Regions from separate parts of the Mus musculus genome. Here region 2 is linked to region 1. Evidence: chromatin contacts called from ENCODE Hi-C or POLR2A ChIA-PET data. All regions are on one chromosome and are shown on one strand. The core of a region is the stretch at or near the end of the contact, and the rest is flanking DNA. Distances in the headings are between cores, read along the strand shown.

The links. Hi-C counts contacts between places; a loop is a spot of excess contacts on that map. ChIA-PET counts read pairs that join two places held with the same protein, here RNA polymerase II (POLR2A).
Region 2: a map of heart shows a loop between it and region 1 (2.8-fold over the local background). The contact joins the promoter of Syap1 here to the promoter of Rbbp7 in region 1. A Hi-C loop is called at or near these places in 1 of 37 maps with a recorded cell type or tissue (heart). POLR2A ChIA-PET finds 5 or more read pairs at or near these places in 1 of 5 experiments (embryonic stem cell).

Annotation. Positions count from the first base shown.
Region 1 is chrX:162,759,122-162,762,027 of GRCm38, reverse strand. Rbbp7 (retinoblastoma binding protein 7, chromatin remodeling factor) reads right to left here and starts at 1,656. Exons shown (of 12, transcript NM_009031.3): 1 at 1,321-1,656; 2 at 309-453. The coding sequence starts at 1,336.
Region 2 is chrX:162,887,155-162,890,055 of GRCm38, reverse strand. Syap1 (synapse associated protein 1) reads left to right here and starts at 1,594. Exons shown (of 9, transcript NM_025932.2): 1 at 1,594-1,987. The coding sequence starts at 1,771.

The DNA.
Region 1 (2,906 bases), core at 407-2,906:
AATTTGTTATGTATGTAATCTTTCCTATTAAGTTTGAAAATAATGTATTGATCTAGAGTCCAGAGATGTTGGTCATGGAATGGCAAAATAGTCATCGTTTCCTATACACAGTATTACACAATATTCTCTCCTCTCAACACACCTCTACGATAGAAACCATCTTAAGTTTTGAACAACCACTTGCCGCCTCACCCTCGGCCTAACCAATTAGGTATTTATGTTCTGTGTGTAAAATAACATTAACAATACCTAGAAATTTAACATGGTACTTAAATCTACACAAAATAGAAGTTGGCAGAAACCCTTACTTAGTCACTTCAGGAAGCCACTGAACGGTAAGACTGGGCCACTGAAGAGCATGGGTCATAACCAGGTCATACAGAAACGGTGTATTCTTCTTCCAGATTTTATACTCTTCGTTGATGACACGCTCCTCCACAGTATCTTCAAACACTGAAATTTGGAGAAAGCCCACAATTAAGTGGCTGAGAAGGCTCGGAGTCAAAGGCATGGCTACGGATCCTGGAGGTCACCTCGAGACGGCCACACCTTATCTATTCTTTCCTTTTACCTATCCTGCTCACACGAACTGCTCTCCCACAAAGTGAGAAGATCAACATCAGGAAGCGTTTTCGCCTCCACTTCCAAGATCGGGATTCCGGCGCTTACCCGAATTGGGTCATTAATTGCCCTACCACCGAGCTCGTCAGCCTTTTTATAGCCGCTCGCACCTGTTCTACGATGATCCGCATTGTAAACCGGTGCCCCGACCCACTCGAATAGATCCAATCCACGTGGAACAGCAGCAGCCCACAGGCCTGCTCCCTCCACCCCCCACCCTCGCAGGAGGCCCCAGCTCCCCACCAAGCCACGATCGGCAGCCATAGTCCGGCGGGATCCAGCTCCTCCCCCCCCTCCCGACACGGACACGGGCCGCGACCCCAGACGGACGACGACCACGCGCACGGAAGAATCCGCGCCCGCCGCTGACTTCTCGGGCCGCGAGCGCCTGCGCCCCCGAGCCAAGGGCGTCGGAGGGAGCTAGGCCGCGGGGTGGGGGTGGGGGTGGGGGAAGGGGGGCCTCTCTCTCGGCCCCCGCGCCCGGCTCCGGAAATGCTCCCGGCCCTCGGCGGCGACCAGGCCCCGTGTCGCGCAGGCCCCCTTGCAGGCGCGCGGCGAGTCTCGCGCCCAGCCCCGCCCCCTGCTCCTCACGCCAATTCGCGCCTTTCGTCAGCGCGTGCCGAGGCCTCGGGAGCCCGCCAGCCCCCCGGAGTCCCGGCGCCCGCACGCCCGCCCGCCCCACAGGGCAGGCATCCTTACTCTCTTTACTCGCCATCTTGCGTCGGGTCGTTTCGCCCCCCTTGGCCGCCTCGGACTTCTCTCTCGCTAGTCAAGAGCAGCCCGGCAGGCGCTCCTTGCCTCTCCCAGGCACGTCACGCAGTCCTCGCTCGGAAAAGCCTGAGTTCGGTCTGGCCGTCTGGGTTCTCCCCCCAGACGCCGCGATCTCCTCTTCTGCCTCCTCCCCGCTGGCGGGTAGCGAGGTCTGAGCCGCTCTCCTCTCTCTCCCTCTCGCCAAACTTGGAACGAGACTTTTCAACCCGCGCCTCTCAGCCCGCCCAGGCAGCTGAGCGCAGGCGCAGCCGCCCTGGGAAATTGGAGAGGCGGAGAAGAGGCGGGCCTGGGAGCCAACGGCTCGGCGGCTTGGACCAATAGCGTGCGACGGGAGGGTCTGACGCGCTCTCCGGGGGTGGGCTTCTCGAGAGTGGGTGGGGCGTTCCGCGGCAGGAAGTCGGCGAGGCGCAGGCGCGAGGCGTCACTCCCCAGGCTGGCCGCGGGGGCGGCTGGGCCCGCGCGGGGGTGGGGCGGATGCGAGCGCGGTGTGCAGGCTGCGCGGGGGCTGCGAGCCCCAGGGCCAAGAAGCCTGGGGCCCGCGGGGCGTGGTTGCTTAAAGCAGCAGCCGCGGCGGCGGCGGCGGCGGCGGGGGTGTGCGAGGGGGGCAGGGAAGCTGCAGCCGCCTTAGCAAAGCAAAATCTCAGAGCCAGTGAGGAAAATGGTTTCCTGGTCTCGAGAGATTACACTGCCCGCAAAGTCTCCCAGATAATCACGGCCACGCAGTTTTCTGCACCCCTCAAAGGCTCCCCCATTCAACTGTATCGAGGGCCCAGTCGAGCTCTGGTGACATTTGTCATAAGCGAAAGGGACCTTTAGGAGAGACCTTGGGCGGGTTTTTCTTTTTTCTCCCAGAAGCTGGGCAGACCTTTATTTAAGGCCTGCGATGGCGCAGGCCTTCAATCCGCCCCTCGTCGAAAGTTGACTTAAATGACTTTTTGTATGTTCACCTTTGTGCGTCCTTAACCTACTGGTTCTTTAGCTTCCTGCTGCTGCAGGGGATTTTGTGCCTGCCACTGCTTCCCTATCTCAGTTCCTGCCTAGGCCCCTGCTGAGTCATTCTTGTCACCTGAAGGGGTCCCATTTTGACCCTGCAGCTGGCTGCTGAACTGGAGAGAGCTGGGCTGGGCTAATCTAGGCCTGCATACCTGAGCTCTGCATTTCTCTGAAGCTTTTTAGCCTTGGGGGGGGGGGTGAAGAGAAAGCCACATGATCCCAGGGAGAAAAAGAGGGCCAGAGCAGAGGGGCCCAGGCGCCTACGCTTAAAGGGAACCACAGTCTACATCTAAACTCAGAGGCTCTCCTTGCAGAAACACCCCCGGAACATTTGTTCCCTTGATAGCTTTCCAAGTGCCTTCATGCTTAAACGCAACCATGCAGAGGCCTCGAGGATGCTCTCTTTTCTGATCGAGAAACCAACTCAGACGTTACTCTAGTATGTGACAGAAACAGTCACGTTCCCTTATATAGAAATTTACTGTCTTGGGTCTCTTGTTTTCCCATGTGGTACAATTCAT
Region 2 (2,901 bases), core at 345-2,844, 130 kb before region 1:
CTATTTTAATCTTTATTATGCTTTATTTAGTGTGTGGGGTTTGGGGAGAACACAATGCACACTGATACAGACAAGAGAACAAGTTTCAGGAGTGGGCTATTTTCTTCTGCCATGTGGAGATCAGGGCTGAGCACGTAAACTACCAGGGTTTTAAATTCTAAGTGCCACTCATTTGGTTGTTTGGGAAAGGGTCTCATGTAGCTCTGGCTTGTGTTGAACTCAAGATCCTCCTGCCTCAGCTTCCTGAATGCTGAGAATACAAGCATGTATCACCCCATTCAGCCAGGTCTATTCCATATGTGTGCGCATGATTTGCTGTGTTGGGCATGTGTTTTAGCAGTCTACCACTGACTGAGCTTCAGTCCCAGTAAGTTCTCTAAGCTATTGTGTGAAATACTTTAAATTTTATTTATGGTATAGGTAGTCACAGAGCCTGTGTAGAGATCAGAGGACAGAGAACCTGCAAGGGTCAGTTTTATCAGATAGGTACCAGGAATCAAACTCAGGTTGCCAAACTTGGTGGCAAGTACCTTTACCTGCTAATCCATTTTACCTACCCACTGTAAACCAATTTTTAATCTATAAGTACCCCACCCCAACTTCTTCCTTACAATTAATTTCCTTTCTTTCTTTCTTTCTTTTTTTTTTTTTTTTTTTTTTGGTATTTTGAGACAGGGTTTTTCTGGCTGTCCTGGAACTCACTTTGTGGACCAGGCTGGCCTCGAACTCAGAAATCCTCCTGCCTCTGCCTCCCGAGGGCTGGGATTAAAGGCATGTGCCACCACGCTCAGCTGATTTCCTTCCTTTTTTCCTTTAGGTTTTTTTTTTTTTTTAATGTTCTGCTCTTGACACAAGAACTTAGGTAGCCCAGGCTGGCCTAAATCACTATGCATTACTCCCAGCTTTGGGTTAAACTCAGGAGGAGGCTTGAGGCCTCCTTTTCCAAGGGTGGGGGTGTAACCCGGTCCAGCTGGCCCTAAAAAAGGAGGCTGTCATCTCGAGGTAATCACAAAGTGAGACCAGGTAGGAGAGCCCCCAAAGATGCCAACCACACACCTATAAAGCTGGGGAAAATAAGCCGGGCGTGGTGGCGCACGCCTTTAATCCCAGCACTTGGGAGGCAGAGGCAGGCGGATTTCTGAGTTCGAGGACAGCCTGGTCTACAAAGTGAGTTCCAGGACAGCCAGGGCTACACAGAGAAACCCTGTCTTGAAAAAGCCAAAAACAAAACAAAACAAACAAACAAACAAAAAACAAAGCTGGGGAAAATAGAAAAGTGGGTAGAGAGCAAGAAGAGCTCAGCGGAGAAAACCCTTTTGGCCCTTAGCCTCTTTTCCAAAAGCAGGGGGAGGCGGGGAGGCGGGGAGGCGGGGAGGCGGGGAGGCGGGGAGGCGGGGAGGCGGGGAGGCGGGGAGGCGGGGAGGCGGGGAGGCGGGGAGGCGGGGAGGCGGGGAGGCGGGGAGGCGGGGAGGCGGGGAGGCGGGGAGGCGGGGAGGCGGGGAGGCGGGGAGGCGGGGAGGCGGGGAGGCGGGGAGGCGGGGAGGCGGGGAGGCGGGGAGTCGATGCAGAGGGGGCGGAGCCTTAGCCGGACATGACGCATGCGCGGCCAGCTGAGCCGCCGTCAGAGAGGGTGGGCCAAGCTTCGGGAGGTCTCCGGTTCCGGTCAGTCTCCCTCGAAGACCAGCGGAGTCGGATCAGCCAGTGGTTAAGGGTGCCAGGGCTCTTGGGCGAGGGGACCGCGGCAGAGGCGGCGGTGACCCCGCGGGCGGGATGTTCGGAGGGTTGAGCAGTTGGCTGGGCTTGAAGCCGCCCGAGGGGGCGGCGGCGGAGGGAGAAGAGCCTCCCAGCCGGGACGGGGACAAGCTGTCCGCGGGAGCCGCGCCTTCTGAGGAGAGCCCCGAGCGGCCCGTGGAGCCCACTGAGGAGCAGCAGCAGCAGCCGCCGACGGAGGACCCACAGTTCCTCCACCAGGCCAAAGGCCTTGGCAGTGAGTTCTCTCTGGGACCTGAGAGTGGACTGGGAGGGGACGCGGGGATGTTGATGTACGAGGAGGGGGACGGTCCTCTCTGACATGGGCTAGTTGGCTAAGGAGCTGGACAACGCCAAAGTTCACCAAGCAGTCACTTCATCTCCTCGACGTGCCTAAGGACTTGTCGCTTTCCTGCAAAGTTTGTAAACTTGGGAAGCCGGAAAGCGATCAGTGTGCTGCTGTCTTCAGGGTTTTGACAAGGAATTCGGTTTGTTCAACTTGAAAACGTTCATTTGAATCTCCAACTCTGACTCCCAGCTAGAATTGGTTTAGAAAAATGCCTTTTGTCCCAAGAAAGGACTGAAAGGTATTGTCTAAAGTAACTTCGTTAAGTTACTCGAGCCGTGGTGGTGGCTCACGCCTTTAATCCCAGTACTCAGGAGACAGAGGCAGGCAGATTTCTGAGTTCGAGGCCAGCCTGGTCTACAGAGTGAGTTCCAGGACAGCCAGGGCTATACAGAGAAACCCTGTCCAAAAAAAAAGTTACTCGAGCCATAGTCATTCATGCCTTCTTTTGATTTTTTTGAAGCAGGGTCTCAATCAGCCCTAGATGGTTTCGAACTTGCCATAAAGTCAAGGATGACCTTGATCCTCTCACCTCTGCTTCCCTGTCGCTTCGCGATCAGTATTTTTTTTTCTTTTCCCCTTTCAGCAGGACCTTTTTCCCTTAAGGTGGGAAAGAAGGTGCCAATTGTCTGCTATACTCAAGTTCCAGTGCTAGATCTTTGGTGAATAATAAATCCCTCATTTCATCTATTCACAATCCCCAAGGGGTTGGGGAAACAAGTCCAGCGTTTTACTGATAGTAGTACAAGTAGATTTTGAGCCAAAAATCTACCTGATTTCACTTTCCAATTTTATTATCCAGTTGA